2 separate regions of the Homo sapiens genome follow, and region 2 is linked to region 1. The links are chromatin loops, found by intact Hi-C in ENCODE. Cell type or tissue: breast epithelium. All regions are shown on one strand. Each heading gives the region's core, and the rest is flanking DNA. Links, peaks and the distances in the headings are about the cores only. Region 1 has its middle 39 kb from the start of ZFP90. Region 2 overlaps SMPD3 (sphingomyelin phosphodiesterase 3).

Region 1 (15,845 bases), core at 5,036-13,035:
TAGAGAAAAACGCATCACAAACCCAGCACAGTTAACTAAAGTGGTCACATTCCTCTTCTTTGATTTAAAGCTATTTAGAAATATTAGCAACTGACTTTGCCTCCAGGTTGTCGGTGCTTTTTTTTCTCGACTGTAACTTTTTCTTTTGAATCCCATGAAATATCCTGAGTACACCAGGAGGGAGGAATGAAAATATGTTTGCATTTCCAGCTCTGCAGCCAACTGCTACTCAGACAATACCCTCAATGTGTAACCTGGGAGTTTAATATTCTCAAATATTTATAATTACGCAGAAACAGCCCGAAGAAATGTTCAGCTTCTTCACAGCTGGATAATTATCTACATTCAATGTTCACAACCTCAGAGCTGCTTCTCAGAGTTTGGGGTGCCTCTCTGCCACTTGGGCATGCAGAGTACATGGGTTCTGTGGGCAGATTCCTAACGGGGCATAGAAGTGGCATGGGGAGATCCCATGCCAGCGTGCTCTCTCTCTCTCTCTCAAGAGTCCTGCTCTGTGGTACAGGCTGGAGTGCAGTGGTACAATCATTGCTCACGGTAGCCTCGAACTCCTGGGCTCAAGCAGTCCTCCCACCTCAGCCTCCCGAGTAGCTGGGACCACAGACGCATGCCACCGCACTTGGTTATTATTTTTTAAAATTTCAATAGGTTTTGGGGGAACAGGTAGTGTTTGGTTACAAGGATATGTTCTTTAGCGGTGATTTCTGAGATTTTGATGCACCCATCACCCAAGCAGTCTACACTGTACCCAATGTGTAGTCTTTTATCCCTCACGCCTCTCCCATTTTTTTTTCGGACTAATTAAAAAAAAATTTTTTTTTTCGTAGAGACGAGATCTTACTTTGTTGCCTAGGCTGGTCTTGAACTCCTGGCCTCAAGCAATCCTCCCACCTCAGCCTCCCAAAGTGCTGGGATTACAGGGGGAAGAAAGGCTCAATCATTCCCAGCAAATTCTGTAATGGACCCATGAATAAAGTCCTACATTGAAGAGTCCCTGCGGAAGTGTCTCATGGAGTCCCAGATGCTCCCCACAAAAGGATGCTGTGGTCAAAGCAGCGCTGCCTCTGTCTGCCTTTGGAGAGGCACCATGCATTCTGCTATTCATACATTTTCTCCTTGCCTGGCATCTCTCCTGCTGCTCCCTCTGTTCCACGCATATTTCCAGAAGAATATCAAGAAAACTATTTTTCCTGCATAATTACCCGCCTCCTCTCCACCCACCTCCACACATCTTTTCGGCTTTGACGTGGCAGCTGCTCTGATTTCTTTAAGTGGACTGCATTCTGCATTTACCAGGCAGGTGGAATTCTATGAAGGGAGCCTCCAGCCGAGGCTGGGAGTGAGGGCCCTGGGCATGATCATCCCTCCCTGCACCAGACCTGCGGCTCCCCTGTCTGCATTGAGGTCCTCCTTCCCACAGTCCCTGGGGCACAAAGCTATTGGTTCCTGAATGAGTGTCACCAACCAACTGCCTGGTCCTCCTTCTCCCAAGCCCAGGCTGCCTCAGTCCTGACTCTGTGACCTGAAAGGAAATTCCTCTTTAGTGAGATCAGCTAGCATCTTCTCAGTTGTAGCTTTCAGAACAGTAGACCCAAACTAGCACAAACTAAAGAGAATGGGCTGTCCCATGGAACCAAACAGTCTTGAAGCCCCAGCTGAGGTTCAGGCGGGGCACTGTCGCTGCTGCTCTGGAATTCTTTCCACCTGCCTGCCTTGGGCTATGGGCTTCATCTCCAGGCCAGCCATGCCCAACACAGCAAAGGGTTCAAAGATGTGCCAAACCCTGGTTCACGCTCTGACTGCCTGGAAGAGCCAGCAGTTCCTTCTCCAGGTGGCTTCTACAAATTATCAAGAAAGCATCTTCCCTTGCTGGGTGTGGTGGCTTACACCTATAATCCCAGCATTTTGAGAGGCTGAGGCCGGTGTATCACTTAAGGTCAGGAGTTTGAGACCAGCCTGACCAACATGGCAAAACCCCATCTCTACTAAACATACACAAATTAGCTGGACTTGGTGGCAGGCACCTATAATCCCAGCTGCTTGGGAGGCTGAGGCAGGAGAATTGCTTGGACCTGGGAGGCAGAGGTTGCAGTGAGCCGAGATCATGCCAGTGCACTCCAGCCTGGGCAACAGAGTAAGACTCTGTTTCTAAATAAATAAATAAGAAAGCATCTTCCCAGGTGCCCATCAAAAGTCCTGTGGGTCTTATTGGTCCCAATTGGGTCTGGTGCCCATCCCTTAGCCAACCACTGTGGCCAGGTGGCTGGGACATGCTGATGAATGTCAGTCTATCAAGGCCTGTCCCTGAAGCTGGGAGAGGGTGAGAAGTCCCTGAGCTGTATGGGGGAAGAAAGGACACCCAAATCAAATGTGGAATACTGGACCAACGGAAGTGGGAATGGACAGCAGAAGATCTTGGAAGTGAATGTTCACTTCTCTGTGTAACTTGCAATTGAGTCCCCTCACCTTCTGCCTCTGAGAAGCAAAGACCAACCTCTTTCTTTGTGCACCTCAAGAGGCAGTTTTCTAAGCAGGGTCCTTGCCTGTCTCGTGGACTTGCTGTATCCCCAGCACCAAGGACACCGACTGGCCAATGAGGTGCTCCACCAGGATGAGCGGATGGAAGGAACCCAAGAGAGGAAGAAATAGGCATGCTTGCCTGCAGGTGGCTTTGGGGCTCTGGATAGATAGAGACAGCCCTGGGATCCATGGAACCGTCTGGATGAAGGGCCCAGGACCCAGAGTGACACATGTCTTCTTCCACAGGCCTCACTCTAAGGTGGCCGGGAAGAGAGCTGTTACCAACAGAAGTGTGGATGCCTGTCACTTAAGTGTTTCACTGCACGGGTCTGCGGGAATCATTCAGTAAGATTCTAGAAGCATTCATGGGACATCTATTCATGCCAGGCCCGGGCATGGGCACTGCAGAGCCCACAACAAGTGGACAAAGCACAGCTAGTCTCTGCCCTGCAAGGGCACACCTGGCAAAATCAGGTCCCCACAAAGCCAGGACAAAAACCATGGGAACCCTGTCATCAGAGGTGGGGAGAGCCACCCCACGGCCCCCTCGGCACCTCTGCCAGCCTTTCTCTCAGCAGCCAGAATGAGCCGCCAGGTGCCCTCATATAGCTGTGAGGTGTGCCAGACACTATTCTTTTATACACCTATGATTTGTGACAAGTCGACTCCAACTTGCATAATAGGACACTAAAAGGCTTAGAGGGAATTTTTCCCAAATTGGAGACTCAGAGATGCCCAGATAATCTCTCCTTGGTTGCCGCTAAGTCTTATATCAGTCATGGTGTTCCGTTTCTTTGGTATGTCTGTGATAATATGTAAATTATGAGCTTCCCATTACACCAAGGCTTGGAGGGAAGAGCCTTTCCTGAATTTTCCTTTTGAGGAAGTTGGTGACTTGGAGACAATGTTCTTCTCCCTTGAGGACTCTTCTTAGTAAGTGGAGTAAATTTTTTCTTCACTAAAAAAATCTATTTCTCCAAATTTTTGAAAATTGGTTTAATATTCTGCTTTAACCTCTGTGCCCAATTCCAGAGACACCAACTCCCATCAGGACCAGGCTGTGTTTAGCACCCCATGCAAGCGAACGCCCCAGCAGTGTCTGGGACATTCTGGGGGCCTCACCTGAGTGTCAGACACATCTGCCATTTCTCCAGCCACGAAGCAGCCTCCGCTGCCTGTGACCCTGAGGTGTTGCTCAGGTCAGCATGGTCAGCCTCTCTAGCCACCACCCCTGAGGCCCCTTTCTGGCTTCCAGAAAGGATTCTCTCTGCTTGGGGCCGAGAGATTAGTCCTGACAGGGCTTGTTGGCAGATGTCAGGGCTTTTCAAAATCAGAGCCCCAGAAATGGCTTGCCTTTGGCCACTGTCGTGATCGCCCCTGAGTTGTTGCCACCAACCCCTCCCAGCCAATAGCAGCCAACCCTATTATCTAGTCCCCTGCTCCTTCGGCCTCAACGTGGGCAACTGGGTCCCTACACTGGAACCACCCAGGCAACCCCTCATAGGGTAGCCCAATGGTCTTGCTTTGCCTGGGTCTCAGGGGTTTCCTGGGATGCGAGACTTTTAATGCTAAAACTTTCAATGGGGTAGTTGATTACACATCTCAGAATCCAGAGTTCTCTCAAGCATCTGCAGAGAGAAAAGAAGTCTCTTCCGTTACCAGTATCCTCCTTCTGTTCCCAAGAGTAATCACTTCTAAGACAGTTATCTAAGGAAATTATTTGTTTCTGGGGCAACTGCCCCTCGATCATCAAATAATCTGAGAGGAGTCCACGTCCCGGCATCTGGGGAACCCCACTCTGGGCATCACCCCTCATCAGAGCCAATGTGAAACAGTCCCTGTTAACAGAGCCTACTGCTGGCAGCTCAAGAGGCTGTGAAGTGCCTGGGAAAGACAGGGTGAGGCAGAGCTATTACTGAGCATCTTCTCTATGTCCAGTGCTGTTCTAGAGCCTGCAGGCAAGAGGAGGCTGGTAACCTATGACTCATGCCCTCAGGACTTACAAACCCCAATTCTTGGGAGGAAGCCCTAGTTATTTCCTACTGGGATACCCGGCTTGACTTGAAATCTGAATGTTGGGGTGGATCTTGCAAAGAAAGTTAAAACCTAAATTCCACCTGCCCCTTGAGAAGAAGCAACCTTTGCCCCTCTTCAAGGGAAAGGCTTTCCTGTGAACAACCTCCATTTCTCCACGGAACACTCATTTCCAGAGCCAACTCCTAACCTTATGAAAACACAAGGACATTAATGAATGTCAGTCTATCAAGGCCTGTCCCTGCAGCTGGGGAAGAATGTCTTTGCTTTGCCCCTTACTCCTTGGTTAAAGTTGCCTACAAGCCAAATAAATCCCAGCTCTAGGTCATCAAGCTGGACCCATCAAGGTATAAATGAAGTTTCCAATTCAAGCTTCTCCCTGGGCAGGCTGTGTTGCTAACACACGAGTCGGCTCTGCTTGTTGACACGTTCAGCAGGAAAATGCATGCATCGTGCCACCTACATTCTCGCCCTGTCCCCCAGGCTGGAGTGCCATGGTGCGATCTCGGCTCCCTGCAACCTCCGCCTCCAGGGTTCAAGCGATTCTCATGCCTCAGCCTCCTGAGTAGCTGGGACTACAGGCACGCACCACCACGCCCGGCTAATTTCTTGTATTTTTAGTAGAGATAGGGTTTTGCTGTGTTGGCCAGGCTGGTCTCGGACACATGGCCTCAAGTGATCCACCCACCTCAACCTCCCAAAGCGCTGGAATTACAGGCATGAGCCATGCCACTCAGCCAGAAAACCAAGGTTTAAAGATGTTTGTGATTTGTTTATGTTCTTGTAGCCAGAAAATAGTAGAAGCAGATTTGGGGGACCCAGGAAATTCAACTCCAGAGGCCACCAGCATAACCACCAACTTATAATAGGGACCCCTCCTAAAAGATAAGGAATCTTGCAACATTTGATGAGTGAACAATGTATTTGGGAAAACTTTTTTTTTCTGGGAAGAGAGTCTAAGGCACTCATCAGATTTCGAGAAGGCACCAGGACCCCATACAAGTTGAGGAGAAAGTCTGGGGGTGATGGACCATGCTGGGCTCACCTCCCTTTTACTCTGAAGATAGAAAAGGGCTCAACTGTGACATCGGGACTTGGGTGCAACCCCAGGAACACACGTGGAGGGTGGGGGCTGTGTGGACTAGAACGCACCCTGAGGAGTTGTGAAATCATCTTCCCTGGAAGTGTTTGTGAAGGGGAGGGTCCCCGACTCGGCTGCCAGGACTCAAGTTTGACCTACACAAAGCTCTGGGAATGTGAACCCTTGAGGACCCCAACTTAGGGAGGGAGGAAACAGCTTGAGCTTTACCAGCCCAGCAAGGCCACTTGCTCCCATGCCTGCCTGCCTGATACAGGCCATATACCCGATATTCACTGGGTGCCTGCAGTTTGAAGCACTATGCTAAGTGCTGCATGTGAAAGAGCATCTTCATTTCTCACAATAGCCCCAGGGGATAAATACTATTATCATCCCCATTTTGCAGGATGAACTGAGCCTTCAAGATGCTAATGGGCTTGCTGAGGTCACCCAGCTGGTAAGAGCTGGCCCTGGGATTTGAACCCCGGCCATTGGCCAACAGATCCCCTCTATCCAGTGCTCGGCTGCTTGCTCCTTCAACCACGTTGGTCTCCATGGCCTGGTTGACTACTCTTGCTCCTTCTTTCGGGCACCAAGGGGCACCAAGCATGTTTACCCTGCCTGTGGAGTCCCTCTGGGGATGCTACAGCCATCAGCATGATGACAGAGATCATCATTCCTACAGTAAGAATGGAAAGTGAGAGGAGAGAGAAAGAAGGAGGCCTCCTCACTCCCTACCTTTGTGGCTGTCTCCAGGATGAACCTGGCAAGACAAGGCTAAGGAGACCACAACGACCCAGCCTCCCAAGTAGCTGGGATTACAGGTGCGTGCCACCACACCTGGCTAGTTTTTGTAATTTTTTTTAGTAGAGACATGGTTTCAACTTGTTGGCCAGGCTGTTCTCAAACTCCAGACCTCAGGTGATCTGCCCACCTTAGCTTCTGAAAGTGCTGGGATTACAGGCATGAGCCACCACGCCTGGCTCAGAAGTTGCACATCTGCTGTGGAGAAGGCCAGAATGTCAGATCCCAGCTCCAGTGTCAAGAAAGCCCTTCTCAGACTCTTGCTTGTCTTTCTACCTCTCCCCAACTCTAGTTCATCCCTGAAGAGATGGACAGCACTGCAGCTGTCACATGGAGGATGAGTTGCAGCAGGACGTGTCCCCATGCAGGACGTGATTCTAAATAGATTCTAATGGTAGCCCCCATTTCAGATACCATTGCTTTTCTCATCTTGGCCTGGTCATTCCAGGCTCTTCTGCCTCCCAGACCAGTGGTTACTGCTGAACAGAAATAGAGGGAGGGGCAGCTGTTCCCTGGACCCCAAGAGGCATGAGGATGGGGTCTTGGGCCCAAAGGACAGGCCAGACTGGGCCTCAGCCTCTCCCACTCCTGCTGCTCAACTGTTCTTTGTCATTGCCATGGGGACTCTGCATCCCAGCCCACCAGGAAGCTGAGCCAGCCCATTTTTCTCATTTTATTTTATTCTTTATTCATTTTGAGATGAGTCTTTCTCTGTCATTCATGCTGGAGTGCAGTGGCGTGACCATAGCTCACTGCAGCCTCCAACTCCTGGGTTCAAGCGATCCTCCCACCTCAACCTCAACCTCCTGAGTAGCTGGGACTGCAGGTGCGCACCACTACACCTGGCTAATTTTTTTTTTCTTTTTCCGAGTTGGAGTCTTGCTCTGTCGCCTAGGCTGGAGTGCAGTTGTGTGATCTCAGCTCACTGCAACCTCTGCCTCCCAGGTTCAAGCAATTTTCCTGCCTCAACCTCCTGAGTAGCTGGGATTACAGGCTCGCACCACCACGCCCGGTTAATTTTTGTATTTCTAGTTGAGACGAGGTTTCACCATGTTGGTCAGGCTGGCCTCGAACTCCTGAGCTCCTGATCCGCCTGCCTTGGCCTCCCAAAGTGCTGGGATTACAAGCGTGAGCCGCCGTGCCGGGCCTTGTTATTGTTTTTTTGTTTTTTCTTCTGGTAGAGACGGGATTTTGCCATGTTACCCAGGCTGGCCTCAAACTCCTAGGCTCCAGTGATCCACACACCTCGGTCTCCCAAAGTCCTGGGATTACAGACATGAGTGACCCCATCCAGCCCCATTATTCTCACTTTAAAGACAAGGCTGGTGAGGTCTGGAGAGGTAGGACCAGCTCAAGGGCACCCAGAGAGCCAATGGCAAAGCCAGGATTCAGGCTTCAGTCTGTTCCTGTAGCAGTGGGTGCCCTGCCCCATGAGACCCTCATAACATGTCCAGGAAAAGCTGTTTCTGTTTCTGATGCCCTGGGACACCCTAGACATGCCATCGAGGCAGAGAACACAAAGCCCGCTATTCCCCTCAGTAGTTTTTCCTAACCACAACACCCATGATTTTCCCTTTCATTTGTTTTCCCACTGATCAACATGAAGAGAACATAAAGAAAACATAATAAGAGGCTTCCTGAATTAGAGATGGACCATAATGGCAGAGAAGTTGAACTATAGATAGAAGAATGCTGGCCTTCTCCAAGCTGCCCCTGGGATGGTCTGCTCAGGCAGGGCCTGCACCCTCTCATTAAGCAGCCTCACAGCCCTCTCTTGGGTCCTGGGAGGCAGTTGGGTGGGGTTGTGGGGTTTGGGTGAGGTTGTTAGCAGGGCTGGGTGGGGGCACTTGCCAGGCACGTCGCATAAAGTCTTGGGGAGGGAGTTTCAGCATCCTTCTATTGTGGACAACATTTCCTCTGTTGGGGCAGGGGGCAGGGGGCTGGGGGCAGGACTGGGGTCGGGTGGTGGACAGGGATCACCTGGGCTTTGGCAAAATGCCTGGCTGCCCTCTTAGGACAGATTTTTAGACATGGATGATGGATGTTCTGGGAGATTCAGAGGCAGGCAGTTCAGCACCATCGTCAGCTGACCTTCCTTGGCTACTTACTGTACGCCAGCCCGACGCTAAGCACTTTCCATCCTGGTCCCATTAAATCCTCTTAATAACAATGTACAGTAGTATTAGGATTGTCCTTATTGTACAGATGGCACACAGAGGTTAAGCAACTTGCCCAGGGTCACACAGCAGGCAAGACTCAGAGAGAGATTGAACCTAGAACCTGTCTCTTGTGCCTGTTGGTGTAACCACAACACTACATTGCTTACCCCAGAGGGCTGGGGAAGAGACCTATGAAGGGAAGTCTCTGGCAGGGAGCCAGCAGGCTCTGGGCTCAGCCCCATCTGGTTTGACAGGCCCCGGATATGGGAAGAAATAAATAATGGCTGGCTATGTTTGAGGAAGAGAGGAAGCCAGTAGGGGAAGAGGGAGGGAGGGACAGCTGACGTGGAGGACGATGTTCACGATCTTCAGAGCCTCCTGGCAGAAGTGACGAGTTACATCCATTAAGATTCAGCATACCTAGGGGAAACGGGGACAGCTGGGACTAGTCCCCAGAAACAGGATCCGACATGGGGGAGGCTGCACCATGTCTTAGCAGCAGTGCACACAACTGGTACCCATCAAAGGGGGTTGGTTAGAAAAGCCAACATAGCAGAAGCTGGCCGAGGGGCACAGGCTCCAGGATCAGCAGGGGTTGGGGAGTATGGATCCCCTGAGTTGAGGACACCCAGAGCCACACATCCTTTGGGTTGCAGATCCTCAAGTTCACGGGCCTCGAGGGTTCCTAAATTGAAGGATCCCCAGGGTTATCGGCCCTAGAGCTGAGAGCACCCAGGGCCACAGATGTTGGCTTCTGGCCCATGTCTCCTTCTAGCTTCTACTCCCCTGGCCAGAGAGCCACCCCAGTGGTTACAAATGGGTTTGTGGCCAGTATCTGAGGGCAGCGAGGCTCTGTTAGAGTGGGGAGGGTTCCACATGGAATCCAGACACTCTTGCCATCAACAGGGGCCCCTGAGGATGGCGTGAGATGCTCCTGGGTGGGTGGCTTACAGGATGATGTGGTCTTGTCAGAGGCATTTGAACCAGAGCAACTCCATCTTGAGTAGGGGCTGGGTAAAATAAGCCTGAGGCCTAGTGGGCTGCATTCCCAGATGGTTAAGGCATTCTGAGTCACAGGATGCAGCACAAGATACAGGCCATAAAGACCTTGCTAAAACAGGCTGCAGTAAAGAAGTCGGCCAAAACCCACCAAAACCAAGATGGCGACGAGAGTGACCTCTGGTCGTCTTCGCTGCTACACTCCCACCAGCGCTATGACAATTTACAACTGCCATGGCAATGTCAGGAAGTTATCCTGTATGGTCTAAAAAGGGGACACATGAATAATCCACCCCTTGTTTAGCATATCATCAAGAAATAACCATATAAATGGGCAACCAGCAGCCCTCAGGGCTGCTCTGTCTATGGAGTAGCCATTCTTTCATTACTTGACTTTCTTTTCTTTTCTTTTTTGGATGAAGTGCAGTGGTGCCATCTCGGCTCACTGCAACCTCGGCCTCCCGGGTTCAAGTGATTCTGGTGTCCCAGCCCCTGAGGAGCTGGGATTACAGGCATGTGCCACCACGCCTGGCTAATTTTTGTATTTTTAGTAGAAAGTTTCTCCATATTGGCCAGGCTGGTCTCGAACTCCTGACCTCAAGTGATCCACCCGCCTCGGCTTCCCAAAGTGTTGGGATTATAGGCATGAGCCACCACACCTGGCCATTACTTGCTTTCTTAAAAACTTGCTTTCACTTTACTGTATGGACTCGCCCTGAATTCTTTCTTGTGCGAGATCCAAGAACCATCTCTTGGGGTCTGGATCGGGACCCCTTTCCAGGGTCTGAGATGGAGTCTGAGGCTCCATCTCTGGGAGGGGTGTCAGAACAAAGGAGAGGGGCTGTGCCCTGTGGCCTGGGGAGAGCGGGATACTTCTGTAGGGGGTGCTGGAGAGGGGTGGTTCTTGACCAGAGCAGAAAGGAGGCAGCAGGCAGGAAAGACTGGAGCTAAGGCAAGATGGAATGGCTCCCTGCCCCAGGCTGCCCTGGGCTAAGGGGCAGTGCCAGTCCTCCCTGCAGGGCTCCAGAGAGCCTGGTGGTGCTTAGTCCAAGGAGGCACATCTAATATAGGAAGGACCGGCCATCTGGGAAGGTGACAGGCATCCTCACTGGGAGTCCTTCTTTAGGTCTGGAGGCACAATCACCAAGACTGCTGCAGGGGGTCTGCCCTGTTGCCTCTCCAGATCCCCAAAGTGGAGGTCTTCTACTCGCTGTCCACTAAGAGTCCGGCCACCCCTGCCACTCAGGGTGGCTGCCCTGGAGCTCCCGACCCTAGGAGTGGCCTGGAAAGCAAGACAAGGGCCACAAGAGCCAGTGGCAGTCTGGCCTGGACTCCGTGGGACCAGCCCCTCCAGGGAGCTAAGTGAGTGATAAGAAGGCTAGCATCTTTCTCCTGCGTAATGCACTGGTGTTAATAAGGCCAGCGTTGTACACATTCACAGAACCTTTGATTTCACAATCACCAAGGGCCTTGCAAGTATTAATTAAGCCTCAAAACCCCTGGAGCCTGGAGCAGATTCTCATTAACCTCATTTGGCAGAGGCTATGACTCTGCTTCCCTGCCAGAGCCCCGTGGATGTAGCATGGCTCCAGCCCTGGGAGCCCGGCTGGCAGAGTTCCCACCCTACGTTATGGGATGGCGGAGGTCAGGAAGGCTTTGGGGCTCCTAATAACTCTGTGACGCTCATGACAGAGCCCAGTTCAGACCAGACAGATCACAGGCTTCTATTAGAGTAGCCGACACAGAAAGGATCCCCACTCCCTTTGGGCTTTATTGAGATCTAAGTTATATACCGCACTCTGCACCTATTGAGTGAGTTCCATCCAGTGGCTTTTAGTGTATTCACAGAGCTGTGCATCCATCACCACGATCAATTTTAGAACATTTCATTAACCCAGAAAGAAACCCTACATCCCTTGGCCATTTTCCTGGCATCCTCCCCAGCCCTAGGCAGCCACGGATCTACTTTCTGTCTCTAGAGATTTGCCTATTTTGGTTTGTTTTTATTTATTTTTGTTGTGGTAAAATATCCATAACATATAACTTTCCACTTTAACCATTTGCAAGTGTCCAATTCAGAGGCATTAAGTACATTCACCTTATTGTTCAACCGTCATGACCATTCATCTCCAGAGCTTTTTCATCTCTCCCAGCTGAAACTCTGTGGCATTAAACATCAACTCCCCATTCCCCCCGCCCCTGGCAACCATCATGCTACTTTCTGTCTTTATGAATTTGACTACACTAGGACCTCATATTAGTGGAATCATATAGTATTTGCTCTTTTGTGTCTGGCTTATTTCACTTGGCATAATGTTCTTTTTTTTTGTTTGTTTTTTTGAGACAGAGTTTTGCTCTTTTTGCCCAGGCTGGAGTGCAATGGCATGATCTCAGCTCACTGCAACCTCTGCCCCTCAGGTTCAAGCAATTCTCCTGCCTCAGCCTCCTGAGTAGCTGGGACTGCAGGCATGCACCACCATGCCCAGCTATTTTTTTTTTTTTTTTTTAGACGGAGTCTTGCTCTGTCACCCAGCCTGGAATGCAGTGGCGCAATCTTGGCTCACTGCAAGCTCTGCCTTCCAGGTTCACACCATTCTCCTGCCTCAGCCTCCCGAGTAGGTGGGACTACAGGTGCCCACCACCACTCCTGGCTAATTTTTTTTTGTATTTTTTAGTAGAGACAGGGTTTCACCATGTTAGCCAGGATGGTCTTGATCTCCTGATCTTGTGATCCGCCCACCCCGGCCTCCCAAAGTGCTAAGATTACAGGCATGAGCCACCATGCTCTGCCTAATTTTTGTATTTTTAGTAGAGATGGGGTTTCACCATGTTGGCCATGCTGGTCTCGAACTCCTGACCACAGGTGATCCACCCACTCGGCCTCCCAAAGTGCTGGGATTACAGGCGTGAGCCACCATGCCCAGCCTTTTTTTGTTTTGCTTCGTTTGCTTTGTTTTTTGAGACAGAGTTTCACTCTTGCTGCCCAGGCTGGAGTGCAATGGCATGATCTTGGCTCACTGCAACCTCCGCCTCCCAGGTTCAATCAATTCTCCTGCCTCAGCCTCCCAAGTAGCTGGGATTACACACTTGGCATAGTGTTCTTAAGGTTCATTTTGGCCTGTTTTTAAGATATGAAATACTTCAAGCAAAATTACAGAAAACAATATACAATACACCCCCATAATTTAACTCAGACATCTTAGACTTAACAAGTGTTAACATTTTGCCATAATATTTGCTTTTTGGTTTTTTTGTTTTTGTTTGTTTTGTTTTGTTTTGTTTTGCTAATGTCCTCCCCAGAGCTAACCAAGTTCTAAAGTTAGCATTTATCTTTGTTTTCTTTTTTTAAAAAATTTTTTCTTAGATACCCTATTAACTGAGAAGTTAGTATGTATGTTTCTTGTTCCTGTTTTTTTGTTTTACAACCTAAGTTTATATTCATAATCCCATACAGTACTATTTTGTGTTTTTAAAACATCTACAAATGGTGTCATATATATTCATCTTGTCACTTGTTCTCTTGACATTGTATTTTGAGATGTGCCCATCTTGACACACATAGCTCTGGTCTATTTGTTTTTCCTGCATTACATGATTTGACTATGTGTGATCAATAATTATATGTCCTATGTAACATGGGATTACACATCCTATGTAACATGGAATTATACATCCTATGTAACATGGAATTTATCCTGGGATTTCTCACTTCTGAATTCTCACCAGGAAAACCATGGTGGTATGGTTTGGCTGTGTCCCTACCCAAATCTCATCTTGAATTGTAGTTCTCACAATCCCATGTGTCATGGGAGAGACCCAGTGGGAGGTAATTAAATCATGGGGGCAGGTTTTTCCTGTGCTGTTCTTATGATAGTGAACAAGTCTCATGAGATCTTATGGTTTTATAAAGGGCAGTTCCCCTGCACACGGTCTCTTGCATGCTGCCATGTAAAACGTGCCTTTGCTCCTCCTTCGCCTTTCACCATGATTGTGAGGCCTCACCAGCCATGTGGAACTGTGAATCCATTAAACCTCTTTTTCTTTATAAATTACCCAGTCTCAGGTATTTCCTCATAGCAGTATGTCTTTATTAACAGTATGAGAACGGACTAATACACAAGGCGACTCCTGTCTCACCTGGGCAGACACAGACACCTCCTGAGCAGAGAAAGAGCCACCTAGCAAGAAGTTGAACACATAAGTGAGCCCAGGACTTTGACTCCTCCACCACCACCCAGCTCTGTGATCAGAGCTGTGAGGGGCACATCTGGTATAGGGACAGTGCCTCATGGTTTTCATTTCAATTTCCCCTAATGCTGTTGAATGGCTGTGTTTTAGCACCAGTTAATCCTGTGGCAAGCGGTCCAGATACAAATGCCCATCCCCTGGGATGCTGGGAGCTCCCAGGCCACCATGAGACCTCTGTGAGGGCAGGCTGCAGGCCCAGGGCTGTCCCAGGACCCCCACTGTGCTCAGCATGAGTGGTGCCCACCACCCCTCCACGCTCAGTCCCTCACCTGTGATGGGCCAGCTGCTGGGTGACACCAGGTTCAGGCAGTACCAGGTGCTGAGAATTCCTCTGACCATCCATAGTGGCCCCTCTTGGGGCACAGATCCACTTGTAGTACCAGGAGTGGGCCTTCTTCTATAGTAAGCAATTGGGTGGAGCTGCCCATGCCAAAGGCCCATGCCAAAGGTGCTGTGCTGCCTCGCATGAGCTCTACTCCAAATCTGTCAGAGGAGGGGTGCTGCCCCATTGAATGGCTGGGGCTTCACAAAAAGGGGGAGTGTCTGCCTCTGCACCCAATGTGGCCTCCCCAGTGACTCATTATCAGGTCCTGTAACCCTGTCCCACCTCCCAGCTCGTGCTGGCAAGAGCCCCAAGGGAGGCTGCAGGTAGTTGGGCCCCAGGCTTCACCCCACCATCCAGAGAGGGCCACACTCAGGTTTCTCACCCTTCCCCCACTGTCCTGTGTCTGACATTGACCACAGCCCTGAGCGGTACCCCAGTGAGGCCCCAGCTTCACCCAGGTTTGATGCTGGAAGTGCTTGGTGGCCATCAAGAAGGCCAGGGGCAGTGGCTCATTCAATCTGCTCCTTTCCCTGACACACTGGAACCCCAGGACACCCTCCCTCCGCTGTGGGCCAGCGGAGGCCTGGGGGCTGAGGGTCCATCTGTCTGGCCACTTTCCATGGCTCTGTAGGGGCATGCAGCCCTCCATACAGGGCCCAGGTAGCACCTGGAGGACACAGAGGAAAGCCCAGAGGATCTTTGAGGGAGTGACTGAGCCTCAGGGAAGGGCCACACCACCCCCGGGCCGTGCACCCCCCATCTGCAACTCCCAGGTGGTGCCAGGGGGTCTGGGGGAGTGTTTGCTGCACAAATACACACAAAGATCACAGCCTCCCTCCTCAGGGCACACCCCACCCAGTTCCCCCCACATCCTCTGCCCCTGAGGCAGGTGGCAGCCATCCCGGGGGACCTCCCAGCAGGGCTGCAGGAGGTATGAGGGGCACCCCACTGGCTCCACCTGGGTTGCTGGCAGGACTCTGTACTCCAGGTTCAGGGATCCCCAGCCTGACCCTCTGGCCTGTGGCCAAACACCTCCTCGCTGAGCCTCCACCCCAGATTCCTCAGGCTGCCCCCCCATTCAGTGCCTGGCTCCAGTCTTCACTGTCAAAGCCCCAGGGGAGTGCCCTGGACTGAGAATAGCAGCTGCACCCACAGCTCCCCACCCTGTGCCAGGCACAGCCCAGCTCCTCACAAACCTTATCTCCTGGCACTGGGGCACAGCCAAGGCCTCTGCCTCCACTCTGGCCTTGGACTCCCCACCTTTGTTATCTGAGCCTGGACTCCTGCACCTGCACAGTTCCCCCCACCCCAACCCTGTGGCTGCTACTGCTGTGGGAGCCTGGCTAACATGAAGGCCTTGTCCATCCACCAGGCCTGACCGGGCAGGCTCTCTTCTTTCAGGAATTTTATGGGCAAGGGGAGGAGGGCCCCACTGGTGGTGCCACAGGGCAAGGAACAGGCCAAGGCGGTGGCAGTGACCAGGGCAGCGACCACTGGGTGTACCCTGCAGTGTGGCCTAGAAGGCTGAAGCGTTGCGGTCCCTGGGAGCCCTCGGAGCCCATGCGGACAAGCTTGACCACTTCTAGCCAGGGCCTCGGTGGCTGTTCCTCCCCTCGGGATCTCCATTTCATATATCAAATAAAGGTTTCGGTGGACGTGT
Region 2 (15,845 bases), core at 2,641-10,640, 61 kb after region 1:
GAGAGAGATAAGACATGCTCAGTCCTAAATACCCATCTGGTGACATGTGTCTCTTCTCCTGGAGTTACTCTGAAGGAATTTCTTGCAGTCACAAAATCCTAAGAGCTCTGCAGCTCTGCAAAGGAAAGAAGGTATTTTAATACCTGGTATTGTTCTTACTTTGGCATCCATGTGATTTGCATTGAACTATGTGACTCAGTATCATAAAGTAAAAATAGGACTTAATCTCTTCCTTGCCTGTTTGGAAGGTGACTGCATATGGTGTGTTGTATTCTGCATTGGAGAGTGAAAAGCTAAATTGCCTCATAAATTGAACCACCTGCTTATCCTGATTAGAATGGTGCTTAACATCACCTACAGGCAATAACGTTATTTTATGTTTCTTTTAATTTATACCTGTATCTTTGTCTTGTAAAACATTTCCTCATGCTCATACATTATTACTTTCACTTGAAGTTAATCAAGAATGTTTAATCCTTGTACTGAAGCCAAACAAATTAAATATCAGCAGATTCAGGAAGATGTGGGTGGTGTTTCTGTTCTTTTTGGGCTCAAAAAAAATTCTTGGAGTTCATAGAAAAGAAGGAAAAGGCCCTAAGATTTGGTAAATCTTGTGAGCAGTTCTGAGAGGCTCCTTAGAAATTTCCAGAAGGGCTGGTCATGTTGAAGAATCTGAACACGCATGCAAGTGGCAGCATGCATGCTGGAAATGAGACTGCAGCCCTGGTATTCCTAAATCACTGCACTAATGCAGCTTTTCTCGGAAAATTTCCCAAGACCCTCCTGCTCCCTGGGGCAGCCAGCTGGATCACTGTGGAGGAGAGCTGTCCAAGGTTCTGGAGTGCTGGCCTCACCCACCTGGTGGGAAGGGAGGACTTCTGGGTGTGGACCAGAAGCAAGAGCTGAGGGCCATGGCCTCCAAGAGGATTTCCCCAAAGCTGATTACAGAATGGAATAGGAGGAAACAGAGCTGTGGTGGATATTACTGCATTACTTCGAACAAACTCATCAGCAATCCCTGTTTAAAGAATTATGAGCTAATAAGAGGAAACATTTTCTGACTCAGGCTCTTCACATGTAAGAATGTATTTAATCCTCACAGTCCTGTGAGGTAGGTGGTGGCATAATTCCCACTTTCAAGGTGAGGAAACCAAGCTTTGAGGGCTTTCCCAAGGTTACACAGAAGGGGAAGAATTTAGGTTCCATCCTGGATCTCAAACTCTGGAAGTTCCTCCTTACCACTGTTTTTTCCCTATTGCTATTACAGAAATAAAACTGAACTATTGGATTATTCTATGTAAGTTTATAATCAAATGCCAGAGGAATAGGATTGCGGACCCACTAGGATTTAGACACAAATCAGTCTTTCCAAGTTCAGCAAGGATAGTGCCACCTACTTTATATCTTATCCAGCTTTGTTAACTGAACTTGGTTACCAAAGAATGGGGAAAGGGTAGTATAATGACCTTCATGACCAGTAGCCCAGGGGTTTCTTTCCACTGTGGAAAATTTTCACAGGAAGCCAAGCGTAGATGGCAACAAAGTGTTGTCATTGTTTTTCGTTTTTAAGAAAGGAAGGAAAAAAAACATGAGGAAGCTGTTATTTGACAAAGAGTACACATACAGCCAAAGAAATAGAGCTTATCTTTATTTCCTAGCAGCCTATTCCAAAGCTGAAGACACTCAGATATTGTTAAGAGATTCCTTCCACCTATTTGCACTCTCAGATTTTCATAGCAAAGCCTCTAACACCTAAATAAAATTTTCACTGTGTGGGCCTCAGCCAATCTCAGGAAAGCATCACATTCCTGTCCTTATGCCACCCAACCAAAGCTCTACCTCCATATGTGGCTGCAAGACTCCAGAAGGTGGGCAGGTTTGGGGTTTGGTGAATTTCAGACCACAAGTCTTGTCCTCCTAAAGTGGCAGTTCCAACTGCTCCAATCTTGCAACACACACAGGGGCCGGTTTCTGAGAACTCCCCATTCGATTTGGATGTCTAAAGAGGGTAGAAAGGAATGAACTTATGTTTTTTCTCCTCTCCCTGGGCCTCAGTCTGTACAACACTCAGATAAGGGGTTAGACTTTTAAGAAAAATTCTTCATATCAAGCTGAGTCTCCATTCCATTTTGAGTGATTCCTTCCCCTTCCAAGCTGGGGCTTCGCAGAGCTCTGATGAAAGGAGCAAAGGCTGCTACTGCTTTTCCCGAGGGCGCTTGGAAGCCAAGGACCCGGCACCCCATCTGGGTCTGCTCTGACTCATATGACTGCAGACAGATTTGATTGTTTTCTTATTTAGAGTCATTAATTAACTCTCCTCAGCATCAGAACAGCGTGTAATAAGAAGGAGGCCATTTGTGGGGGTCTCTAGGCAGCCACACCTAGGGCTGAGTACCACCTCCTTTGCACACAGGATCAGGAAATGGTTTCTAATCCTGGCTATAACCCTTTAGAAAGCTTAGATTGTTAAGATTTTAGGCCAATATGAGAAAGTGCAATTAATTGCTAAGGCTGTTGTGATCATTCTGGCAAGAACTGGGAGGCCCAGGAGTCCCTCAAAGGAGGACTGGATTTCCATTCATTCAACAGACATTTCTTGTGCCTACAAAAATGTGTCAGCCACAGCGCTGGGCACGGGGAACACAACCACAATGTGGGATAAGTCCTTTCTTATAGAAATCTTGAACGGAACAAGGAAACAGACACAGAAACCCTGAAATAATGTGTGCTGTAAGCAGAAAGAGCTTTAGAAATGGAAAGGATATTAATAATCATAAACCATCATGTCTTTTTAACATGAGGAAAGACAGCGAGGGAAGTTGAGGGCTGCTCTGGCCACAGCCCTGGTTAGTGGTTCTAAGATGGGGCTTAGAACCCAGATTTTTTAATGCCTAAAGCATGTTCTTTCCACTGTCCTAAACTGTTGCTCTGTTCATTTAATTACCCAAAGGATACATTTCCGTTAACATAGGCTTCTTTGATCCAATACCAATGCAAAACCCAAATTTTAAGTTGAAATAGCCCAGGCACGGTTGCTCATGCCTATAATCCCAACACTTTGGGAGGCTGAGGCAGGAGGCTTGCTTGAGGCCAAGAGTTCAAGACTAGCCTGGGTAACATAGTGAGACCCCGTCTCTATAAAAAATAAAAACATTAGCTAGGCATGGTGGTGAATGCCTGTAGTCCCAACTACTTGGGAGGCTGAGATGGGAGGATTGCTCGAGCCCAAGAGTTCAAGGCTGCAATGAGCTATGATTGTACCACCACACCCTAGCCTGGGCAACAGAGCAAGATTCTAAAATTTTTTTTAATTTAAAAAATTTTTAAAATAAAGTTGAAATAGAAACAAATAATAGAAAAAAATAGGAAAAGTAGAATGTCTGTCTATATATCTGTTGTCTAATATGGGGCCATAAGCACTTGAAATATGTCTAGTGGCAATTAAGATGTGCTATAAGTATAAAACATACACTAGCTTTTGAAAAATTAGTATAAAAAATGTAAAATGTTGCATTAGTAATGGTAATATTGATTACAGGTTAAAATAATATTTTAGATATATTAAGTAAAATATATTTAAATTAATTTCACTTGTTTCTTTTTACTTTTATAATGTGGCCACTAGAAAATTTATATTGTATATGTGGCTTGCATTTATAACTCACATTATATTTCTACTGGGCAGTGTTGTTCTAGACTGTTTCCATTTAGGAGGATATTTTCTTTATAAACTGAGGCATTTAGCAAAGTAGGTCTGTAATCAATTAGCCTGGGATTTGAATCCTGGCTCTGCTATTTGGGCTGCATAAACTTGAGCAAGTTGTGCCTTAGTTTCCTCACCTGCAGAATGAGGTGATAATAAAGCCTACCTCCTAGGTTTTGAGCTAAATCACTTAGAACAGTGACTGACAGGTCCAGAGTGAGTGTTCACTTAATATTAACTATTGTTATTACTATTGGAGGAAGCTTATGAAGTGTTACAAGATAAGGGCAACAGGAAGGAGAGCAAGCAGACAATTTTCAGATAAATCAAGCAAAAGATTTATTACTAGTTAAAACATGATTGAAAACACTTGCTAAGTATGCGGCCCCTATTTTCTGGCAGATAATGATGTCGAGGAAAGATTTCAATCCATTTACATAAGCATACAATGAATAAACAAATTAGCTAACTGCATTGTGCACAGGTCTTGACTTCAGCTAATGAGTTGAGGAAGAGGATGATTGTACCAGATGACTCAAGAGCTCTAAGTCTCTTGGACTCCCAGATTCCTCAGGGGAATCAGGGGAATGACAACCTTGTGCTCTGGGAGAAAAATTCTGGACAGGAATCAGACATACCCAAGGTCAAAGCTACTCTGCCACTTATTGGCCTTTGACAAGACACTGAGTCTCAGTTTTCTGTTCTGTAAAATGGAGATAGTACCAACTCTGTTGCAGGTTGTAGTGAGGATTAAATTAGATAATACAAATAAAACATCAGGTACATAGTAGGCACTCAACAAATGACAGCTGTGACTAAATGGGATTTCAGGTATTCTTTAATAGAGAACTTTTTGTTATTTAATATAGAATTTGCAGTTCAGGCCAAGCGCAGTGGCTCACGCCTATAATCCCAGCACTTTGAGAGGTCGAGGCGAGTGGATTTATTTAGTCCAGGAGTTCAAGACCAGCCTGGGCAACATGGTGAAACCCCATCTCTACTAAAAATACAAAATATTTGCCAGGCATGGTGGTGTGCACCTGTAGTCCCAGCTACTCAGGAGGAGGCTGAGGTGGGAGGATCACCTGAGCATGGGAGGTAGAGGCTGCAGTGAGCCAACATTGCACCACTGTACTCCAGCTTGGGCTACTGGAATGAGACCGTCTCAAAAAAACAATGAAAAAAAGAAAGAGAATTTGCTGTTCAGAATCTTCAGTGCCTTTTCTACAACTCTACTGCGTCATTCCCCATCCTTATTCAGTGCCTGAGGAGATTGAAAGGACAGTTTCACCTGATTAAGTGTGTCTACACCAAAACGTAGGATATCAGTAACTTTGGGCACACTCTACACAATCTTTCATGTTCTTCTCTGTCCAATTAACACACATGAGGCTCTTTCCTGGGATAATGAGGCAAGTAGCAAAATGGGCATTGTTCTCCATCATGTTTACCCTGAAGTTCTGACCTCGGTGTTTACAGCACTTTACAAGTAGCTTTGCTTTTAAAAAGAGAGAACGTAAATCTGGAAACCAGAGCCCAGAGCCATTTCTCCTGACTCCTAGGGCAGGCCATGGGTCCATTCACTGCATAGCTCTGAGGGAACACATATTGTTGCTGTTCTCAACCATCACCTTTTTTTCCAAAAGTTTGCCTTCTGGAGGAAGACAGCCAAAGAAATATGTATTAAGCTCAGTGAAGGCTTATGTTAACAGAGCACGTTGAACTGTAAAGAAAATACTCAGATTAGTCCTACAGGAAAAGTGAGGATCACTTCAAATGTTTTAGCAGGAGAGCAACACAGATTTCCTGACTCAAAGCATAGCGGGTGAATTGAGGTGGAAGGAGGCTCACCTCTGGTTCTGTTGGGAGGCCCCTGACTTTCAGGTACCAAGTACCAGTGCTAAGTTATTTGGGGATAGTCTGGTGTTAATATGCACATTTTCCTACTCATTCTTTCTTTTGTTAATTCAACAAATGCCAAATGATGGATAGCTAGAGTGGGGTGTTTTGAGAACCCTTCCCCAGGAGGAGACCAGGGTCTGGCTGGGGAGAGGAGAGATGCTCATATGCAGAGTGAACCAAGGAACGGGGGCTGGAGTAACCACAGGAGTCCTGATTAAGGCAAGTTGGCTATGGCAGTGGAAAAGCTATGGATGCCAACCAAACTTGAGTCTGAATCACATTTTTACCATCAAATGTGTGGCCTTGGGCAAGTGCTTTAACCTTTCCAGACTTCATCTTTCTCCTCTGGGGCAATAAAACTAACTTTTCCCGCCATGGCAATTACATGGCAACATATATGAAAATGCTTAGAGACAATACTAACCCTCGTTCAAGTGTTTACAGTGGGTCAGGCATTGTGCTCAGCAATACATATGTGTAAAAGAATACCATTATTATCCTTACTTTACGGCTGAGGAAAGCAATGCTCAGGGACTTTAAGTAACTTGCTTAAGGTCACGCAGACAGTAAGAGGACCAGGACCCCAACCCAGGCAATCTGACTGCAGAGCCTGTTCTTAACCACTGAGATCACTGCTTCTCTGGTTCAAGATCAGCAAGAACCCAGTAACTATTATTTTGAAGGAGGGAGGGTGATTTGTGGGTCAACTTGTGGAGAAGTCTTATGCTTGGTCTTCAAGCATGGGTACAATATGGATAATCTCTGAGGGGTGAGTGGGATGGGGAAGGAAGGCAAGGGAAAGTTGTGATCAAATGAACAGGGGTAGGAATGACAATGGTATGTTTGGGAGCACTGAAATGGAGAAGAGTTTCCATATGAAATAGATGTTTGGAAAGAAGAGTTGAGAAAGCCTTGAATGTCAGACTAACAAGTGTTAGAGAACCAAAAAAGCTCATAGGCAAAGAAAGGGATATGAAATCTGAGGCCATCAGTTTGAGGCATCTCACTGAATCTGGGTAATTTGTTGCAGTGTTGAGTGTGCTCACCAAGTGTCTCAAAGCCAGAGCTTCTGGAGGGTATTGCCAGGTAGCACCACAGTTGAGCATTCCTACCAGTACTATTTGGTTTTCAAATAAATTACATTATTTCTCTCATTTGGTCTTCACAAAAGCCCTGGGCAGGAGAAGGGTAGCAGGTCTGCCACAAGGATTCCTGCCTGTGTCAAGTCGCAGGCAGTAATGGCTGCCATGAAGCACAGATGCCAAGAACAGCTGCAGTGCCCAAACCCAAGCACAAAGCTTAGGAGAGGCTTTCTCTGTGAGGGAGGAGGCAGAAGATTTGCTCCCTGTGCACTGGGAGGCAGGCAATAGTATCCTTTGGTTCATGATTCCCAGTGACACTCCTGAGCAGCTGCCTCCCAGGGTGGCTGCTGGGAGGGCCTGAGTTGGGGTCATTGCAAATTCCACATCCCTTTTTGGTTGCAGCACCCATCAGTCACCTGCTCCTGTGCAAACAGCTTGTTTTACAAAAGGAGATTTTTTTGGACCTGCCATCTTGAATTCATTCTGCTTATTTCTCTGTAGGCTGCAGGGGCTGAAAACCAAACCCCATCCTCCTTAGGCTGGTTAGAAGGAAAATGTCTTTTCTAATGGCTGCAGTTGCACTCTGCGCCAGATTTCTCTCCATGGCTACGCTTCTAATGACAATGGAAAACAAAGGCAGGAAAGGAGAGGGGCACAGATGCAGCACTTCTTCCAAGAGGCACCTGCAGTTCTGTGGAGGATGCAAGGCAGTGAGGAGGTAACTTTCACAGCTATGAGAGAGTCTCTTGATGAGTAAAGAGTTTTGATGTGCAAGATAATAGAGGATGAAAGAGATCACTGTGTTTTCTTTGAAAAGTCATGCTAGGATTCCAGATGCTCTCCACAGTTCTGGAAGGATGAGTGCAAGGGTGGGCAAGGCCACAACAATTTTGACAAGTTGTCCAGGGATAAGACCTTAGTGATTATAAACATATAACTAATGAGAAATGACAAACACTTGGAAATGAAATGTTAAGGGCTCATCTGGCCATTGACCCCAGTAACAATGTGTGTCAGCACATGCTGAACTCGACAGGGTTGAATGGTGACTTCTGGAAAACAAAATCAAGTTGAGAAATCAGAATGATAACAATAAAGGCACGGATGTTTGGAATGGCTGTGCATCAGAAAGTAGGGCTGTTTGGTTACATCAGAGCAACTTCATCAGCCAGGACCAAGTATTCACGCCCTGCTCACACAACTGGCTCCTACTCTGTGTTGAACCCTGTGCCAGACACTGGAGAGATGGAAGTGAATGAGATACAGTCCCTGTCCTCAGGGAGGTAGTCAATTCTAAAACAGAACAAGAGATGCAGTGTAGAAAATGTGCAAATGCACATGGCCACTTCATGACATTCCCTTCTGGGTGCTTCCTCACGCCTCTGGAATTAATGTAGCCCAACAGGTGAGGCAAGTCGGGATCTTATAAATACTGCCAACCTTATCTCACACCAGGTCTAAGCAGACCTGGTATGTGGAACCTGGGGTAGCAGAGTAGAGGCAAAGGCTGGTGTATTTCAGAAGCTCGTATACAGTCGGTGAGGATGATTTGCCTTTGTATTCCTTATTTGAAAGACAAGCTCTTGAGACCCTTTGCCTGCAATTAGAGCATGCTGCCACAAGGGGCACCATGAATTAGTGTGGTCCAAGCAGCCATGTGTCCGTCCCACAGGCATGGTATGCTGAGCAAAGTACAGTTTTTCCACTGTTAACCTTCAGAAGAATATAATTTTAAATTAATTTATTATAATGGGATTGCACATTTAATAAGGCCAAGCCATAGTGACCTATATGTAGTGAGTGGAGCGTTGTGAATTCATCAACATTCATTTAACAAAATCCATTGTGTGCCTACTACTATGTGCAAAGAAAAGCACAAAGACCCTGCTTGGTACTCAAGTCCTAGAAGGAAGACAGAGATAGATAATTACAGTGCAGTGAGATAAGATAAGTGGTAATATGGAAGGAGGAGCAGAGAGCACTGGAAGCATAATCCTACCAGGGGGAGGAGTGAATAATTCTACCAGGGGGAACACACACCACACACACACATGCACGCTCTTGTGTGTTGGGTCCAGACAGTAGCACCTGGGTCACAGGGTTTATATCAACACACATAGAAGGGGAAAAGCCAATGTATTGGAATACTTTTAGATGCTGTAAGGAATTCAGATTGTTCTATTGCATGAACTTGGATATATCACCTATGTCTCTGGACCTCAGTTTCCTAATCTGGTGCTCTGAGGGTTTGGCAGTGGCTATCTTGACTATGTGGGTGGAGCAGCATGGAGGTTAGAGTAATGACTTTGATCTCCAGTGACCAAGCCTGAGATTGTCCTTGCCCTGAGACCTCCTCGGCACTTGTTTTTTGGGACCCTGGTGATGCTACCACTTGATTCCAGCTGAAATGTTCCAAGGGATCGCAGAGGATTAGCTAAGATTCTGGTTCCAGAGGAACTTGGTGTTTGTGGGGTGCAGACTTTGGTGTAGAGTGGAAATGGTCTAGATCTCCTGAGGTGCCACTGGCTTCACCACCCTCCCCAGTAGCCAGGCTGGCCCTGCCATAGCACTGACCAGTGCACACACTGCCTGCCTCCTTCTCACCAGTGGTCTTCTGACCTGTGGCCTGTCCCTGAGGCCACTGTTGGGAAAGCTTTGTCCGAGTCAGGCAGAGGATCACTGACAGCAGGCCAGTCCCACTCCTGCCCCTCAGGCCCCCCAGAAGATGAGGCCCTTCTTGGCCTGTGTCTCCCTCTGGAGAACTTGGGCCCTGGCAGGATGTCCCTCCCACCCCAGCCAGCCCCCACCGTGCCTTTCCCAGGCCCCAGCCCTTCCTGTCTGTGGCCCTCGGCAGAACTGGCACCTCTGTGTTAGGGGATACGGGGGAGCAACCAACTTGAATAAATGAAAAAAAAAATGCCAGAGTGTTTAATTTTAAACAAACCACTTAAAGCTGCTAATTGCCCTGTAGAGAGTTTTAATATGCAATATATTAGAGCAATACCTGGTTAAGAGAGTAGACAAATGGAGGCACTGAAAAAGCCCTCACTGAAATTCCATTTACAAGTCTTTAAAAGGATTTTTTAAAACAGTTTGTATGCCCAGGAAGTTTCCCAGCTGAGACCAATAGGCCCTGACCCACCTTTCTAGGCAAAGGCCAGCTCAGGTCCCTTTCCCCCAACCTACCCTCACTCTGGTCCCTCAGCCCTAGAACCCTCTCTCTGCAAAGAGTTCATCCCTGCCAGCAGGGACCAGATCTGCTGGGCTGTCTTTCTCAAACAAGGGCCAGTGGAGCCAAAAGGAAGGGCTTCCAAACACAGGTAGTAGTGATGACACTTTCTGCCACGCCTCCCACCCACCATTGCCAAACACACACACCCTGTGGCCTGGACAATCCCTTCATCTTGCAGGAAGCACTGGGGCACCTCCTAGGAGTGGCCTGCCACTCTCCTGCTCCAGGCATGCAGGACTCCCTTCCTGGAGCTAGCAAACAAAGAAAAACCAACATAGGGCCTTTAAAACCACTCTGCAGAGGATGTCGCCTCCACCAAAGGAGATGAGAAGGGCAAGCTGAGATAAGCAGAGCTGCTTAGAAACCGAACACAGAGTCAAATTAAAACATTCATTGGAGGCAATAGAACGCGGATCAGTGGAGTGAGAAACAAGATGTCTCCCTTCCAAATCACTGCAAAAGAGAAAAGAAATCATCAGCTATGGCTCAAAAGTCAGAAAAGAAAGGAAATGCAAAAAACATAAAACAAGATGACAGGGGGCCACCTGGAATGGTTATGACGATAAATGTAAGCATTTAACATTCCCTTGTAAGAAGACAAAGGTTCTAGATTAAATTCATACAGAAGACTCACCTAAAATTAAATGGCTCCAGGGTAGGCAAAGCTATCCCAGGTAAATGCAAACAAAAGAAAAAGCGTGAGTGGCTATATCAGACAAAGCACAATTTAAGGCAATAAGCAGTGTCAAGCAGGATAAAAAGGGTAATTTTATATTCATAGGAGCAATTGTGAAAGCATAACTGTTCTGAACATTTGTACACTCAGTACTTTAGCATCGAAATACATGAGGCAAAATTTGTTACCGTTAGAAATACAAGAAGCTGGCCAAATGACAGTTGTGGGCATAAATTTACATTCTTCTCTCAGTACCTGACCTCAAATAACCAAAACATATATAACAACGGAAAGGAGTAATATAATGAAAATTTAATTAAAAGGTGGGTACTGAACTTTGTACCAGTCTGAATGATGTTTGCCATGTTTTAAAAGCCATAAATTCATGCCTGCAACATGTGTTAAATTTAGTACACATTTATGTATACAATATAATTATAATAGCAGTTTTCAAAATCCTAAACCACTGAAAAGCCACTGAAAGAAAATAGACCAAAATGTTAACATATGGTATGTTTAGAAAGGTTGAAATTTAGGCATTTTTAATTTTTCTTTTTTTCACTTTTTCTTCCCGTGTTCTTTAATGATCAAATAATATTCCATGACCTAAAAAAAAAAAATGAACTAGAAAAAAAAGAGTAAGACTCATTCTCATAGATAGGGTTTAGAATTTCCAAGATTTGAGAACATATATTCATGGGGTTTGGGTAAAAATTAACAAGCAAGGGCAGCAGATAGGAATCCCAGCAGACCCCACACAGCCTGGGCTTCTTCGCTCGTCCAGGTCCTCCTAGCTCATTGCCTACTTGAAATCCTCTGCCCCAGGGCACTGCATTCTCCTAACTCAGCTCCCACTCCTCCTATCTCATCCTTTCCACCCTTCCATACTCCACTGGCAGCTCCAACGTGGTTGTCCCAAGACATAGCCTGGTCTCCTTGCATACCCCATCTGCCATGCCCTGGTGACCTCGCCCACTCTTGTACAGGGATGTAGCTCCCCCTTATGTGCTATGGACTCCTGAATTCATCTCTAGCCCCAAACTCAACACAGAATATCAAAGGTGTACATCAGCCTGCTGACTGGACATCACTCCATATATGTGGGGAAGGAATGACAGATGCAGGTAGATGTGCCTGCAGTCAGACCCTCTGAACACATGAGGGTCGGGCAAATGGATTGAGTGTGAGGCAGGGATGCCACAGAGGCTGGTGATGAGAGCATTTAAATATCCACAGTCAGATGCAGTAGAAGGTTCTTACGAAAGAATCAGAATAAATCATCACCTTGGGTATGGCCTACTCTATGCCATCCAAAAATAAAACCAATGGCTCTCTCTGACTTACATGATTATGAACTGTGTTTATTTCAGTAATCCAGAAAAACAACAGCCGGGCATGGTGGCTCATGCCTGTAATCCCAGCACTTTAGGAGGCCAAGGCAGGAGAGTCATTTGAGCCCAGGAGTTCAAGACCAACCTGGGCAACATAGTGAGACCTCATCTCCACCAGAACCAAAAACATTAGCTGGGCATGCTGGCACACACCTGTAGTCCCAGCTGCTCTGGAGGCTGAGGTGAGAGGATCACTTGAGCCTGGGAGGTTGAGATGTAGTGAGCCATAATCGCACCACTGCACTCCAGCCTGGCTGACCCTGTCTCGGAAAAAGAGAAAAAAGAAAAGAAAAGAAAAACAAAGTCAAATTTTTAAAACCAGACGCAGGCTGCCCTGGCACTTGGAATGCTCACTCTGGACCCCTCAAATTTTCTTCTGCCCACCTCATACATTTAGCTGCCAGACAGACTCTGCACCCCCACTGAGATTTGCTGGTCAGTGGTTTCTGGTCTGGTCTCCTTACTTCTCAGGGCAGAGCAGAAAGTCTGTAAATTTCCTGAAGTTTTTAATCTACCAGTAAAACAAGTAAGGATGAGATGAGGTTCTTAGCCCACTGATGTGGTATGTTAATTTAAAGGCTTTTATAACTACAAGGTACTGTCTCTTTTGAAAAGGACAAAAATAAACTTAAGTACTTTTTATAAACATATATTCTTATCAATTTCAGCTCTAAGTACATACTTTCATTGGAAAGTAAATTACTTTAAGAGAGCTTTCTAAAATTATTACATATAATTTCTCTTATATAAGAATCCTAGGTCTGGATTGCTATCCAGTTACCATTTTATTTTAAAAGGCAAATGTGCATGAGACCACTCTGGAAAGAGTGGCTTTGGAGAAGGAAGAAGTGAGTCCTCTAACAAGTCACGTAACTTTTGTAATTTGCAATCTCCTCTTTTCAAAAGTGAAGAAAATAATACCTACCATAAAGGATTATTGTAAAGAAAATTCTGTTACTTTTTTTTCTTTTCTTTTTTTTTTTTGCGAGACAGAGTCTTGCTGTGCCACCCAGGCTGGAGTGCAGTGGCACAATCTCAGCTCAGTGCACCTCTGCCTTCCTGGTTCAAGTGATTCTCGTGCCTCAGCCTCCCGAGTAGTTGGGATTACAGGCCCGCACCACCACACCCAGCTAATTTTTGGTTTTGGGTTTTTTTGTTTTGTTTTGTTTTGTTTTTTTCAGACAGAGTCTTGCTCTGTTGCCCAGGCTGGAGTGCAGTGGTAGGATCTCAGCTCACTGCAACCTCCACCTGCCGGGTTCAAGTCATTCTCCTGCCCCAGCCTCCCAAGTAGCTGGGATTACAGATGCCCACCACTATGCCTGGCTAATATTTGTATTTTTAGTAGAGACAAGTTTTCATCTTGTTGACCAGGCTGGTCTTGAACTCCTGACCTCAAGTGATCCGCCTGCCTTGGCCTCCCAAAGTGTTGGGATTACAGGCGTGAGCCATGACACCCGGCCGAAATCCTGTTTCGTAAGTAAAGTGTCTAGTACAGTCTTGCAGTACAAGCTCAGTAAACATAGCAGTTATTAGTATTCTCATGTCAAACAGTGGTTTTCAGGCTCCCCACTCCTGCCCCATGCACATTATAAATGGGAGTCCATGTGGGAAAAACTCCCAGGTCTGATACAATCGCCAGCAAGACAGCTTTAACTCCACATCCCTTCTCCTCTCACTCAAGAAACATCAGAAGGCACTGATTCTGACTGCAACTGAAGCTAATACAGAAAAAGTCCCTAGACTCTTTACTTTTATTTTTAAGTAAATTAGTCCCGAACCTTATTGTCTTATCATTAGTAACAAATTAAAGGGCATGCACTAATGTCTACAAGGCAAGTTCCAATTATCTGAGAGGCTGTTTTCTCAGAACCAAGCATGTCATCACTTCCCTGGGAGTCGGCAGCCCCCTTTATTATGTGAGACTTGGTGGCCTGGCTCCTTGCCAGTTACAATCTCAAGTAACTGAAAATCTAAGGCCACATTTTCTTACTCCCTCAATCCCTGTCCTCCCACTGGTATGGTGCCCTGCCTTTAGCTAACAGTTCCTAAATGTTTCATGAAGAAATATATCTGAATTCTGTCCCCACTCCCTGCACAGGGACTGGCAAATATGCATTATGGGCCAAAATCAGGTCAGATGACCTGGCTTCCAGCAACAATGTGCACAGAAGACAAATGATTCAATAGGGCATGTCTATCCACTTGACACGACATTCTGCAGCCACTGGAAATGATGCTCTCGAAGACTCAAAGGCCACATGGAGATGGATCTAACATTAATTGAATAAATAGACCATAAAGAGAGTGTCCCGGTTCAGCCATCACACGCATGGATCCAGGCAGAAGAGGAAGGCCAAACAGTATTTCTTGCTGTGAGAGGGGCGTGATTCTGCATGATGTGTTTCCAAATTCTCTTCCATGTTTTTTGGCTTTTATAATGAACAGTGGGGTGATGGGGCAGGGGGAGGGAGAAGGCCCCAAGACTAGAAATTAGCCCAGTGCTTCTTCATAGGCATGTAGCCAAACTCAGCATGCTGAACTCAGAATGAAGGGTAAGGAGCCAGACCAGGGGAAAGGATGGGTCAGCTAGAGTCCATTTAGGAATGAAATGTGGACTTGACCCAAAATAGCTGTCATGCTCAGCCTCGGAGTCTAAATTAATCCTCCTCTTAGTTTATTGACATCTATGAAATTGATTCTCACCACAGAATCACAACCCATGGCCCTAGCATTGTAGTCGATAAAGCATGACTGGGGAGGAGGTAGGAAGCATCTGCACCCAGTATTCACAGAGGGGCACCGTGGTGGGCTTTTCTAAGGCCTGTGTGTTATCCTATGCATTATTAAGGAGAAAGAGAAACTTTGGTGGAGGGAGGGGGCATAGAGGGAAGAGGGGAGTATGTTAGTGGCTGGGGGAGGGAGGGCAGCTTTTGCTGCTGTCAGGTCAAAGCTGACCTTGGGTACCACCTCCTCTACACTCATGCTGGAAGCCTGGCCCCACTTTAACTGAATGTGCTCCTAACCCCACTCCAACCCCACTCTGCAGATTTGGGGGGTAACAGGTGCAGCGACAGAAGGGCCTGGACGGCTTGCTCCAGAGGGGACTCCTCATCCTAAACTTTCAAAGAGGGGAGTGGGTTTATCCCTTTGTCTTCATACTGTCTTGAGTCTGGACTTCAAAGGGCAGGAGGTAAATAGCAGAACTGGTCTCAGGGAGAACAGGGCTTTCCAGGAAGCCATCCTGGGAATTGTAACATCTAACCCCTTCCTTTCCTTGCTGCTGACCCAGACTTCACTACCCTCTCCTAAGAAAGGACACACTGCTTGGTCCCAGGAAAAGGTCCCTCCCTTTGTCCTCAAGTCCTTCATTTTGAAAAGCACGGAGAAGGGCACAGCCCAAAGGGCTCATACTCATTGCTGACAAGAGTAACTAGGACAGGCCAGTGTCTGCCCTGGGCTACACAACCCCACCCCTCCCCAGCTGGGCTGCAACTGATCACGCAACCCTGCAGGAGTAAGGGCCTGTGGTGCCCACTGCATGCACCCCAAGCTCCTTTTTTCTGCCCTCAAGGTCTTGCTGAGAGCAGAAACAATTATACTCCTGGAATCAATACAGGAGGCTTGAAGCGCTGTGCCCCCAAACCTACCCAGATCCTTCTCAGGAAATCCAGCCCAGCACCAAGGTTTCCATAGCAGTCAGAGTGCCCTTATCACTGGGCACAGAGGCTAACTGAGATTTTCAGAACAACCCTTCTCAAGCACAGAGCACTAACCAGCCCTCATGCAGCATTGACTGGTGCCTGGCTCTGGCAGCCCCTATTACACTGAGCTTTGCAGGATCTGGCAGACAGCTAGACTG

Evidence for each region. Hi-C counts contacts between places; a loop is a spot of excess contacts. Peaks named below come from ENCODE experiments on the same cell type or tissue, not always from the same donor. Only the 100,000 strongest peaks of a DNase experiment are listed, where the experiment ranks them.
Region 2: it touches region 1 in a loop (18-fold over the local background); 35 of 110 quality-filtered maps call a loop at or near these places.

Annotation. Positions count from the first base shown.
Region 1 is chr16:68,492,190-68,508,034 of GRCh38, reverse strand. No RefSeq gene overlaps it. Among named protein-coding and RNA genes, the nearest start is that of ZFP90, 39 kb to the left of the region's middle. RefSeq lists an enhancer at 1-10. In breast epithelium, for the core only: no CTCF peak of the experiment used is centred there; DNase peaks (open chromatin) are centred at 8,860 and 11,194; H3K27ac peaks cover 1,237 bases.
Region 2 is chr16:68,429,241-68,445,085 of GRCh38, reverse strand. The region is part of intron 1 of SMPD3 (sphingomyelin phosphodiesterase 3); the gene reads left to right. Among named protein-coding and RNA genes, the nearest start is that of SMPD3, 11 kb to the left of the region's middle. In breast epithelium, for the core only: no CTCF peak of the experiment used is centred there; a DNase peak (open chromatin) is centred at 10,045; H3K27ac peaks cover 1,251 bases; H3K27me3 peaks cover 139 bases.